2 separate regions of the Homo sapiens genome follow, and region 2 is linked to region 1. The links are chromatin contacts, found by Hi-C or POLR2A ChIA-PET in ENCODE. All regions are on one chromosome and are shown on one strand. The core of a region is the stretch at or near the end of the contact, and the rest is flanking DNA. Distances in the headings are between cores, read along the strand shown.

Region 1 (6,296 bases), core at 3,398-5,897:
GACAGGGGATAAATATAGCAAAGCCTGGGGTAGGCCTTTTATAGTTATTATAAATCTAGGTGGACGTATTATATGGGTGTTCAACCTACAATTCTTTTACTTGTTTTATACAAAAATTTTCATAATAAAATGTCGGGGGAGAAGCTAGATAAAGAACAGCAAAGTAAACTGAAAGTAAGTAGGAAAAAGCAAATAAAAGTAAAAGGAGAAATCAATAAAACAGAAAAATGGTAGAGAAAATTAACAAAGCTAAAACTTCTAAGAAAAGATCAACAAACTTGAAATAAATTTCAGTTTGTACTACTACATGAGACTGGACAGTTTTCATTACTATAATGAGGCTACTCTTGAAAGTAACAGTTCCTAGAAGATTTTTATTATCTCAGAATGACCAGTGAACTTATGGGACCAACCAGAGGTTTCATCCAGGAGACAGAGGGAAAAATATAGTTCCTGAAATAGATTTAAATATGGAGAAATAGGGCAGAAATTCAAGTTGCTTTCTGCTGTTTTCTGCTTCCAACCCTGGGAGTTTGGAGAGCTGTCTAGGAGTGAGTCAATGTGCTCCTGTCTTCCCATCCCATCCTGCTCGCATGCTCATTGCCGTCTCCTATTTCCTTGCAATTCCTCTCAGCAGATATTTCAAGTAGTGGATCTTAACCAAAGATGGGCATCAGAACCCTCTGGAGTGTCACTCAAAATGCACATAACCAGGCCTACCCCAGGCTTTCTGAAACAATTTCTAGAGTGGGGCCTACTCATGAGTATTCTGACAGATCCACAGGTAACTATGTAATACATCTCTGGTTAACAACCACATTAAATTAAAAAAAACTGTTTTTATGGATAATAACAACAATAAAAATAGTGATATCATTTGTTGTTTCCTTTATGCCAGGCACCCTTTTAGGTGCTTTACATGGATCAACTCATTAATTTCTGAAAATTCAGTTTTATCATTAGCCCCATTCTACAACAGGTAGAGAGGCCAACCAATGTGTACACAGTGATAGCTAGTGAGGGAAGCGGCCAGAATTCCAGCCCAGGCTATGTGGCTCCACAGTCCATGCTCTTAGCCACTTGTATGTGGATGAATAACAAAGCTCCTTCCTCTGCCCAGGTCCAAAACAATCAGTGCAATATTTATTGAATGTCTTCCACCAGTCCCACACTGGAACAAGTCAGAACAAGATGTAGGCTCTTATGTCTAGGGGTTGTGTTTGAGCTAAAGAAATGAGCCACTGGCACTTAGCTAGATTTTTTAAAAGTTACCATATGAAATGCATAGCTATATTATTTAAAGTTACAAATGTAACCAATAAAGGAACTAAAAATAAGCATATAACAAACTTGTGAAGAGCTGGGGAGTGGAGGGCCAAAGTGTGAGGGAAATCCTTACTTTTCATAGAGAGAAGATAAAACTGAAAACCCGCAAAATGCAGATATAAAGGCATTCCCTAAACCTATGGAGGTGCTCACCAGAACCAAAAGAGAAATCTTTAGAAGAAGCTGCCCTTGGGAGGTGTGATTGGGAATGCACCTAAGATTACCTTTTAGCCTATACTGTTCTGCACTCTTAGACTGAATATATAAATGTCTGTATTTTAATATAATATAGTTTTTCTTAGGGAATTGGGACTCAGGAGGGTAGACTGTGCCTGAATTTGCTTTTCCTCCCTTCTGGGATAGCACTGAAATGAGAACAAGACACACAGTCATTACAATTCCAGGCATCACTGGAAAAAAGCAAGCATACCATCAGCACATCAGAAATCCTGATGAATCTCTAAGCAGCAAATAGGGAATTACACTGAGCAACAAAGAGGTTATCATCACCCAAAACATTCCTGGGGGAAGCTAGAGTGGTGGGAGCCACAAATGCCAGCACAGGGAGGATCTCAGAGAGTGTGTGCTGAGGAGTGGGTTCTGGAGGAAGCCATCTGAGGAGTCACCTGTAGGTCCTTGGGGCCAGCACCTGACTACAGCTGATGCTCTGAAATTAATCTCTAACGAGCAGTGCTTTTCAAGCTTTACTGTGCCTATGGGGTCCCTGGGGAGCTTGTTGAAATGCACATTCTCTTTCAGAAAATCTAGAGTGGGGCCTGATTCTGATTTTCTACTTAGTGCCCCAACAATGCCCAGGCAGGGATCACCCTCTGAAGAGTAATAGCATTCTAAACAGGCTTCTTTGCCATGGGCCAGTGAAGGGGGTACTATGAAGGGGAGAGAAAGAGTAGACCAGTGTATCTGAAGAGTTTCTGGATCCTTGTAGGTAGCCCACAGGAAAAATAGACAAGGAAAAAGCAGTTCTATGCAGGACTAAAATACGGTTCACTGAAGTATTCCACCCTGGGAGTAATGTCCTCTCAAGTGTGTTTTTTTTTTTTGAAAAAGTAAAGAGATAATAACAAAAACAAGAGTTGAGTAGGAAGGACGTATTGAAAAATGGAGGAATCTGATAACAAGTAGTATGAAGTCAGATTTGTAAGAGTCTGAGAAGAAATAAGTAGAGAAAACAGAAAATGGTGTGAGGTTTACAGTGTTAACCACAAAGTGAAAGCAGGCAAGAACGTGGTGGGTACCTGGCTGGGTAAAGGTCACTGGCAAAGCTTTGGTGTCCATAGTGACTCAAAACAAACAAACAAACAAACAAAAAACAAACAAAAAAACAGGTACGATAATCTACCTTAGGCTAAAAAAAAAAGGCCAAATTTCAGCCTGAAAGGGCCCACAGTATGCCCAATAAAGAGAAAATGCTGACATCTATTAATACATCTACTATGGTGAAAATACAAAAGGCCAAGAAGGTGGGAGAATAAGTCTTAAAAGCTTCCAGAAAGGTGGTGGGAGAGGAATGAGAAGGGGCTTGGCACTTCTCACTAACAAGCCAGGAGGCTGGAAGGTAGAAATGGGATCTCAGAACAAGTGGCCACAATCTATGTGAATGCCAAACAAAGAACACAGAGACTGTAACCGGCGGCCAGGCAGAGGCCTCATTTGGACATGACAACAGTTCTGCTCATCAGAGCCTAGGCATGTCCACAAGTCCGAGGCTCTGAGAAGGGCTCCTGAGCACATCCCAGAGGCCAAGCTCTCACCAACCAACCTGGTCTCCTTTCCCCGGCCTGACTCACCTGGCCTGTCCTCACCTGCACAGGTCCGTACCGGGGTCCCCCCATCTGCCATCCAGGACTCTTCACCTGGTCCCAACCTGAAGATCACATCTGGCTTCGCAACTAGATACCCTGTTCGGGGGAAATGACATAGGACTTCGTTATTAATGCTGAGGAATTCCAGAACCTAGGCCCACCCCTGCAGGCTGAAGGTGATGGCCCCATGCACACAGCTATCTGCCCCTCAGTACAGAACATTCACATAGCAAGCAAGGGCACCAATATGCTCTCCAGTGTCCAAAGGAGACTACGAATACTACACAGTGGGCAGTAACCCAAACTCACTGAGGGTGGTAACCCACACTCATTGTTCCTAGGCCCCAGAGCTTGGAGCAGCTGAGAAAGAAACACAGTACTGGAGGCATTCTGCATCACCCTGTGGCACGGTCCCTCACCCACGGACACCAGGTGGCTGTAGTTCTCAAGCATGACATCCCTGTAGAGGTTCTTCTGGGCAGAGTCCAGTTGCTGCCACTCCTCCAGGGTGAAGTCCACAAACACGTCCTTGAAGGTCAATGATTCCTGTAATGGCACATTCCTCTTTAGCACCCCAGGACCAGCCTGGGGCACTGGGACATGGCATCTCACGCACACGGAGGGCTTACTCTGTGCCCTCTAGGAGAAACTTGACAGATGAAGAGCGTGAGGTGCACAGAGCCTAAGTAACTAACCCAGGTCACACAGCCAGGAATGAGGGGAGTCGAATCCACACGGTCTGGTTCCCACACCCACAATGGCCTTTCTTTCTTTTTTTTTTTTTGAGACCGAGTCTTGCTCTGTCGCCCAGGCTGGAGTGCAGTGGCATAATCTTGGCTCATTGCAACCTCTGCCTCCCGGGTTCAAGCGATTCTCCTGCCTCAGCCTCCCGAGTAGCTGGGACTACAGGAGCCCGCCACCACGCCCGGCTAATTTTTGTATTGTTAGTACAGACGGAGTTTCACCATATTGGCCAGGCTGGTCTCGAACTCCTGACCTTGTGATCTGCCCGCCTTAGCCTTCCAAAGTGCTGGGATTACAGGCGTGAGCCATCGCGCCCGGCCTGGCCTTTCTCATATAATTGTTCTTATGCCAGTCACTAGTCAGTTTGGCATAGTATATTACATAGAGTATCTATATGACTAAAATCATTTTGAACTTTATAGGAGAAACAGATAGGGTATGAGAAATATTTTACCCTGGAAATTCATTCATTCAACACATGTTTACTGAACAGAGGCCGGGCTGGTAAGTCCTGTGAAGTAAAGATTGATACAAAACCACACCTCTTGAACTCAAGGAGCTTCAGTTTAGTGGAGGGAGAAAAGTGACACTTAAGACACTCAAGACACTCATAGATGAAACAGAGGCAGGGAGGAAGCCTGCCTCACAGGGACAGTGACAGATGTAGGAAGGGGTCCGGGTGGTCCACAAAGGAGGAAGTCAATCCTGCCTGGGGCTGACAGAGCAGCCTTCACAGGGGACACAGAGCTACAACAAACAGTTCTAAACATAGCTAATCAATCATGAAACAAAGAACAGGAAGCCAGAGGTTTGTGGCCTGGGCAGCTGACTGAAGCAAAAGGGGAAAGGTCTGTGCTTGGCCTTGTCACCACCAAACAAGAACTCACTTCTACAAGCGCCCCAATTCCTTGCAAAGACTAATAACCCGCCTGTTTCTGCTCCAGATCCCATCCTGTCACGCCCACACTTGGTGGCCTTCAATTCAAGCCACTCGCTGCACCCATAAGGCCCAAATCAGCCACAGTGGCACCAGTTTACCCAGCTGTGCAGGAGAGGGGCAGGAAAGCCAGCGTGCCAGAGGGTGGGGACAGGCAGGCTTCTCCAGCAGGAGGGCTTCTCAGAGCAATCCAGGAGCTGTTAGCCCAATCTGCCCCTCCCTCGTGATAGCTCCGGTGCTGGGGAACAAAACCACACTGCTGAGTGCTAGGATGATGTTGCTTGGAAGCCCTAACCTGTTCCATAGACCAGTATCTCTTGTAATGGTCCCAGTGGCATGGCTTCGAGGATCCCAGCAAAAGATGGGCCCAGTTACTTATCACTGAGTGGCAATGTGCTCAGAAAACCCCAATCCATGGCTTCCTACCAGCCAGTCATAGTTTACTCAGTCCTCCAGTCCAGATGCAGTTTGTTTACCAATCCAGAGTCAATTTTATCTGGAGTAATGTCACCTGGTTTGATATTGTGAAATATATATTTGGTTTTTGTCCTGTCTCCTGGCAAGAAGCTCCTGCAACCCTTGGAATAGCCTCTGAAGTGATCAAAGTATCTTTTATATGCTAATGAGATGACTGTTAGCTGGCTGCCCCTAGGTAGCTTCTGGATGGAAGCTGGTCACCAGAAAACCAGACAGGATTAGAAGGTTGGGAATTTCATCTCCATCCTCAAAACTCCTGGGAGGGGAGAGGAGATGAAGGTTGAGTTGATCACCAAGGGCCAATGATGATCATGCCTCTGTGATGAAGCCTCCATAAAAACCCCACTGTGGCTGGGTGTGGTGGCTGGCTCCTGTGATCCCAGCACTAAGGGTGGCTGAGAAGGGAGGATCACTTGAGGCCAGGAGGTTGGGCCTGCAGTGAGCCAAGACTGCACCACTGTTCTCCAGCATGGGGGACAGAGCAAGACCTTGTTTCTCAAAAACAACAATAACGACAACAACCAAAGGGCTGGGTGGGTTCAGACAGCTTCCACACAGCTGAACACTTGGTGGTTCCCGGATGGTAGTGAGTCCAGAGAGGGCATGAAAGGTCCGTGGACCTTCCCACATCCCTTGCCCTATGCATCTCTTCCATCTGGCGGTTCATCTGTATCCTCTGTAATATCCACCCCCCTGCCCCCAGCTTTTTTTTTTTTTTGAGACTGAGTTTCGCTCTTGTTGCCCAGGCTGGAGTGCAATGATGTGGTCTTGGCTCATTGCAACCTCTACCTCCCAGGTTCAAGTGATTCTTCTGCCTCAGCCTCCTGAGTAGCTAGGATTATAGGCATGCACCACCACACCCGGCTAACTGTATTTTTAGTAGAGACGGGGTTTCTCCATGTTGGTCAGGCTGGTCTCAAACTTCCAACCTCAGGTGATCCGCCCGCCTTGGCCTCCCAAAGTGCTGGGATTAATGAGCCACCGCGCTT
Region 2 (6,919 bases), core at 4,266-6,765, 330 kb before region 1:
AGGGCCAAAGAATCTGTAAAGTAATTCTTGTTGTATTTCCACAGATTTTGTTTTTATGTCTGTATTAAAGTTTAAAATAACAACAATAAACAATCTTGTCTGGGGCCGGGCACAGTGGCTCACGCTTGTAATCCCAACACTTTGGGAGGCCAAGGCAGGTGGATCACTTGAGGTCAGGAGTTCAAGACCAGCCTAGCCAACATGGTGAAACCCCCTCTCTACCAAAAAATACAAAAACTTAGCCGAGCATGGTAGCGTGTGCCTGTAGTCCCAGCTACTCAGGAGGCTGAGGTGGGAGAATCGCTTGAGCCCGGGAGGTGGAGGTTGCAGTGAACTGAGATCGCACCAGTGCACTCCAGCCTGGGTGACAGAGTGAGACCCTGTCTCACACACACACACAAAAATCTTGTCTGGTTTTGAAGTGTTTTCAAAAGATTTTCGAAATATTTTACCAGTTTCAAAGAAAACTTGGTATTTAGCATTTTATGTATTATCCACAATTCAACTTATTTGAATGTAATATAATTGCTGTCAGGGAGCTAATGAGAACTGATATACATTTGACTCTTTTGTCCTTTTGCAAATTGCAGTGCCCAAATACAGAGATGTTTCTTTAGGTTTGGGCAAGTCTGGTGAGACCATCTGTGACCTGCACACAGATTTGCTAAAGGACTTTTCTTTAAAAAATAGAACAAGGTGAAAATACTGTAAAGAAAAAAAATTTAGGTAGATGAAATTCTTATCCCATGATGGATGATAGGATGGGAAAGACTAACTCCCTTCATACAGGTCTCATGAATAGGAAACAATACCCATAGCGGCATCGATGGATACAGCCAGCAGGTGGCAGCAGGGGGCCGTGCCAGAAGAATTTACTAACTTGGAAAGGCCCTAGCTAAACTGCAACATGGGCCTTTGGGCTTAGGAGACAGCATCTGTGAGTGGTTGGAAGAGGGTATGATGTGTTTCCCAGCAGAAAAAGAAACGTGAAAGGGTCTTCCAGAAGCCCAGGATTAGCATCTGGTGTCTAAAATGAAGGACCCAGGCCGGGCGCGGCAGCTCATGCCTGTATCCCTGCACTTTGGGAAGCCGAGGCAGGTGGATAGCTTGAGCCCAGGAGTTCGAGACCAGCCTGAGCAAACTGGTGAAACCTCGTCTCTACTAAAAACACAAAAATTAGCCAGGCGTGGTGACGGGCGCCTGTAATCCCAGCTACTCGGGAGGCTGAGGCAGGAGAATCACTTGAACCCAGGAGGCAGAGGTTGCAGTGAGCCGAGATCGCACCACTGCACTCCAGCCTGGGTGACAGAGCGATACTCTGTCTTTAAAATAAAATAAAATAAAAGACCCAGAGTTGGGGTTGGTTGGCAGGGAACAGGGATGGATGCAAAAGAAAGGAGGGGTGGCATAGGAGTGAAACCATCCTCAAGGCAAGGAGGAAGGCATAGGAGAAAGAAGGGAGGAGGGTCAGCCTCTGACAAACAAATGGCAGTGCAGAGTAGGAAGCAGGGTAGAAAGGGTGGGGATCATTTATTTTTGTGTGAACTGGGAGTGGCACTAATTTTAAAAAGCTCTGAGGATAAGTGGAAGCAACTGAAATGTCCATGGATGAATAAATGGATAAGCAAAATGTGGTATATACATAGAATGGAATACTATTCAGCCTTAAAAAGGAAGGGGCCGGGCGCAGTAGCTCATGCCTGTAATCCCAGCACTTTGGGAGGCCAAGGCGGGCGGATCACCTGAGGTCAGGAGTTCAAGACCAGCTTGGCCAACATGGCAAAACCTCGTCTCTACTAAAAATACAAAAATTAGCCGAGCATGGTGCCGGGTGCCTGTAATCCCAACTACTAGGGAGACTGAGGTGGGAGAATCGCTTGAACCCAGGAGGTAGAGGTTACAGTGACCCGAGATTGCGCCATTGCACTCCGGCCTGGGTGACAAGAACAAAACTCTGTCTCAAAAAAAAAAAAAAAAAAAGAAAAGAAAAGAAAAGAAAGAAAGAAAGAAAGAGAAAAAGGAAGGCAATTCGACACATGTTGCAACATGGATGAACCTTCAGGACATTGTGACAAGTGAAATAAGCCAGTCACAAAAAAAGATAAATAGTGTATGATCCCACTTATATGATGTACCTAGAGTAGTCAAATTCATAGAGACAGAAAGTAGAAGGTGGTTACCAAGAGCTGAGGGGAAGGGAAAATGGAGAGTTGGTGTTTAATGGATAATGGATATACAGTTTTAGTTGTTTTTTGTTTTCGTTTTTTTTTTGAGATGGAGTCTTGCTCTTGTTGCCCAGGCTGGAGTACAGTGGCGTGATCTCGGCTCACTGCAACCTCCACCTCCTGGGTTCAAGTGATTCTCCTATCTCAGCCTCCCGAGTAGCTGGGATTGCAGGCGCCCGCCACCACACCCAGCTAATTTTTGTATTTTTAGTAGAGACAGGGTTTTGCCACATTGGCCAGGCTGGTCTTGAACTCCTGACCTCAAGTGATCCACCTGCCTCAGCCTCCCAAAGTGCTGGAATTACAGGCATGTGCCACCGCACCTGGCCTTACAATTTTCGTTTTGCAGGATGAAAATGTTCTGGAGATTGGATGCACAACAATGTGAATATATTTATCGATACTGAACTATATCCTTATAAAGAAATGATTAGGATAGTACATGTTGGTAGGGGTGGTGGCTCAGGCCTTTAATCACAACACTTTGGGAGGCTGAGGCAGAAGGGTCACTTGAGCCCAGGAAGTCAAGACCACCCTGGACAACATAGTGAGGCGAGGTGTCTCACACCTGTAATTGCAGCACTTTGGGAGGCCGAGGTAGGTGGATCACAAGGTCAGGAGTTCGAGACCAGACAGGCCAACATAGTGAAACCCTGTTTCTACTAAAAATACAAAAATTAGCTGGGCGTGGTGGCGGGCACCTGTAGTCCCAGCTACTTGGGAGGCTGAGGCAGGAGAATCGCTTGAATCCGGGAAGCAGAGGGTTGCAATGAGCCGAGATTGCACCACTGTACTCCAGCCTGGGTGACAGAGCAAGACTCAGTCTCAAATAGAGATAATAATCATATTTTTTTTTAATTAGCCAGGCATGGTAGTGCGTGCCTGTGGTCCCAGCTACTCAGGAGGCTGAGGCAGGAGGATACCTTGAGCCCAGGAGATCAAGACTACTGTGAGTCATGATCGTGTCACTGCACTGCTGCACCTGGGTGACAGGGTGAGACCTTGTCTCAAAAAAAAAAAAAAGTACATTTTATGTTAAGTGTGTTTTACCACAAAAAAAAAAACAAAAAACTCTCCAGCCCAGCCTGACCAACATGGTGAAACCCCGTCTCTACTAAAAGTACAAAAATTAGCCAGGCGTGGTGGCGCGTGCTTGTAATCCCAGCTACTCAGGAGGCTGAGGCAGGAGAATCACTTGAACCAGGGAGGCGGAGGCTGCAGTGAGCCGAGATTGCACCACTGCACTCCAGCCTGGGTGACAGATCGAGACTCTGTCTCAAAAAAAAAAAAAAAAAGAAGAAGAATTAGATTCCATTCCAGGCAATGTGGTAGAACAGGACGCAACATCAAATTAGTATAAATAATAATAATACCTCACATTTAAATGGCACTTTACAATTTACACAGTTCTATTGTGAAATACCTTACCTTGTTAAGTTCTCCTAGCAACTAGGATGGAGTGGGGTGGGTCTCTGTGTTCAAAGTGCATAGGCTATAGGAAGGGTGATTAGGAAAGTGGAGGATGAGTGGGCTAACAAGGCATAGAGAGACAAATGCTAGAATTGATGAGTGAATACAGAAGAAATGGAATAGAAAGATGCAAAACAACCAGCTCATGATCTACCTGATTCCTCTGTTTTTCCTTGGATGTGATAGGGGGTAACCATACTCTTGTGTATTCAAATGTTTCCTACTGTTTCTAGGCCCCGTTTTTCATAAGCTCTGTTCCAAGAAGCAGTACTGCTTCCTAGTCAAAGGTGCCCCAGTGTTCAAAGTTTGGCCCTACCCCTTCCTGATTACATGATCTTGCGCAGGTTACTATCTCTCGGCTTTAGTTCTCTATGTGATAATAATAGTTCCTGCCACCTCTAAGCCTTCAATACATATTTTCTCCATTTCATTTTCTCAGCCCTGTAACCTCAGGATCAAATGCTGCCTACTGACTGAAGTGACAAAGAATACCTTTTTGAGGTTTTTCTTCTTTCAACTTGTCCTACCATAGTATTATCGGGAAGATCCCCCAATATCATCCCCCAATATCATTAAGTAGGAAGAGAAATTGTTTGCAATATATAGGTTTCATGTTAAGTAAAAATTGTTGACGTCAAGGGTTTAGAAGAAAACAGTTTGACTGGAGTCAAAAGTCACTTTTCTTCTAAGTCACTTTTCAGAGGTGAGATGGAAACCTTGAGGTATGTTTCTGGCAAGTGATCTCCAACAATTTCTCTAAAGTATCTGATTAGAATAAGTAGGGAGACATTATAGGTAATAAGGTAGATATTTTCCTTAATCCAACCCCTAGAATTTAAACCATATTGAGCACCAGGAAAATTTCGCTCTGCAATTTCCCGAGGCATTTTACTTGTTACATTGGGTACATTATGACCTGTTGAAGATGGTGGTTTTCAGTTCCTTCCATTTAATGAGTCTTTACATTCTAATTAAAACCGAAAGTGGAATTCCTCACTTCTTCTGTTTGTTAATGATATAAATTATCTTAGCTGCTATGAAAATAAAAGGACTTCCTTCATTTGGATTGCTCAAACACTGATATTCACGCTCACTTGGAGGTATCTGGAAACATTATCTAAATGAGATTATTTTATCCAGAGAGAAAATTCTTAGCTTTAAAAGCTATTTAACTAAGATGGCTTGATATATTTTATGACTAACGCAACTGGGCCAACCTGTATCTTATGTTTAGTCAATGCAAAATGAAACAAAAATCCAGTGCCAACCAGATTAAATTGCAAAACATGCACACAGTATTTTGGATCAGGAACTAAACTTGTGTGGTTAATGACTAATTTCCTACATCCTCTGAGGCATCTACATGCTTGGATTTTTTTAGAATGGCTGGGCTTCATTTGTCACAAACTTGCCTCTTGAAGCAAAGCACACAGTAGACCTCCAAAAACTAGGCTTTAAATCTAGAAATTCTACTTTTTAATTCTTCCAAAGGAAGAATTTCTTTGAGTCATTTCCAGGTCCCTGCAGAGCCAAAAGACACACAGAACATATTCTATAAGCGTGCACAGGCTGTCCAGAGCATTTATCATTGCTCATAGTAAGCTTTGTATCCTGCGTGTTCTGGCTACCTAATTGCTTGGTAATAAATTACCCCAAAACTTCGAGGCTTACAATAACCACCTTATTATGCCCACTAATTTTGTGGGTCAGGAGTTCAGACAAAGCACACAGTGGGAGTCCATTGTCTCTGCTCCACGATGTTTAGGGCCTCAGCTGGGAAGACTTGATGACTGGGGTGACTCAGCGGCTGGGGGCTGGAACCACAAGGAAGTATCTCCATTTACGTGTCTGAATGTTGGCTGGGACCTCAGCTGAGAGTGCTGACTAGAACACCTCTATGTGACCTTTCCATATGGCCTGGACTGTCCCACAGCATGGTGGCCTCAGGATAATCCAACTTTTTACATGGTGAATTAGGGACTCAAAAGTCAAAGTCCCAGGGAAGAAGTCAGGAGCTGCCTCGCCTTTTCTGGCCTAGCTTTGGAAGTCATGCGGCATCATTTCTTCCTCTTTCTAGCGGCTACAAACCAGTCACAATCCTGTCCCAGTTCAAAGAAAAGGTGCATAAGCCACACTTCTCAATGGAAGAAGAATCAAAGAATTTGTGGACATATATTTATTTATTTATTTGAGACAGTCTTGCTCTGTCACCCAGGCTGGAGTGCAAGGGCATGATCTTGGCTCACTGCAACCTCCGCCTCCCAGCTTCAAGTGATTCTCCTGCCTCAGCCCCTCCCCCCACCCAGTAGCTGGGATTACAGGTGCCCACCACCACACCCAGCTAATTTTTGTATTTTTAGTAGAGACGGGGTTTCACCATGTTGGCCAGGCTGATCTCAAACTCCTGGCCTCAAGTGATCCGCCTGCCTGGGCTCCCAAAGTGCTGGGATTACAGGCGTGAGCCACCGCACCCGGCCTGTGGACATGTTTTTAAATTGCCACAACATGTTAAGCTCTATGTGTTTATAGCTGCAAAGTTATGTCATGATTCCCAAATAATAAATCAGACTGGACAAAAATGACGGAAAAAAAAGAACTCCAATCTCAGAGGTGACTGAAAGAAACACTGTAGAATTGCTGTCAGAGACTGAGCTTGGGGCCCTGCATTTAAGATTGATTCAGGAGGGCCGGGTGCAGTGGCCCATGCCTGTAATCCCAGTACTTTGGGAGACTGAGGTGGGTGGATCGTCTGAGCTCAGGAGTTTGACACCAGCCTGGGCAACATGGTGAAACCCCGTCTCTACTAAAAATACAAAAAATTAGCTGGATGTGGCAGTGTGCAGTTGTAGTCCCAGCTACTCAGGAGGCTGAGGCAGGAGAATCACTTGAACCCAGGATGCGGAGGCTGCAGTGAGCTGAGATTGCACCACTGCACTCCAGCCTGGGCGACAGAGTGAGACTCTGGCTCAAAAAAAAAAAATTGATTCAGGCAAACCTATAGGAGCAGGAACTTAAGCGTTTTAAAGGAACATAAGGTCTCCAAATTGCTGTCTGTGGTTAACACTGTCATCCACCTCTCAGGTCTCCCACCAAGGAGAAACTCGTCCCAGTTGCTAGGACAGCTATAGGTAGGCAGCCTTCAGCTCTTGGCCCTTTCAGAGATTGCCTCAGTTGCAGAGTCGCCCCGTTCAAGGTGATGACGCACCTCCTGGTGGCTCATATCC

What was found. Hi-C counts contacts between places; a loop is a spot of excess contacts on that map. ChIA-PET counts read pairs that join two places held with the same protein, here RNA polymerase II (POLR2A). Pooled maps may share reads with other maps.
Region 2: a pooled map shows a loop between it and region 1 (2.3-fold over the local background). The contact joins two enhancer-like sites. A Hi-C loop is called at or near these places in 1 of 37 single-sample maps with no recorded cell type and 2 of 50 pooled maps. POLR2A ChIA-PET finds 5 or more read pairs at or near these places in 1 of 52 experiments (OCI-LY7).

What each region holds. Positions count from the first base shown.
Region 1 is chrX:46,460,147-46,466,442 of GRCh38, reverse strand. KRABD4 (KRAB domain containing 4) reads right to left here. Exons shown (of 6, transcript NM_001129898.2): 4 at 3,569-3,695; 5 at 3,135-3,245. Among named protein-coding and RNA genes, the nearest start is that of KRABD4, 16 kb to the right of the region's middle. Within about 2 kb of position 4,647, at least 2 of the 41 ENCODE cell types and tissues checked have a DNase peak (open chromatin) inside an H3K27ac peak, as active enhancers do.
Region 2 is chrX:46,790,712-46,797,630 of GRCh38, reverse strand. No RefSeq gene overlaps it. Among named protein-coding and RNA genes, the nearest start is that of SLC9A7, 35 kb to the right of the region's middle. RefSeq lists enhancers at 748-797, 888-937. Within about 2 kb of position 5,515, at least 14 of the 41 ENCODE cell types and tissues checked have a DNase peak (open chromatin) inside an H3K27ac peak, as active enhancers do.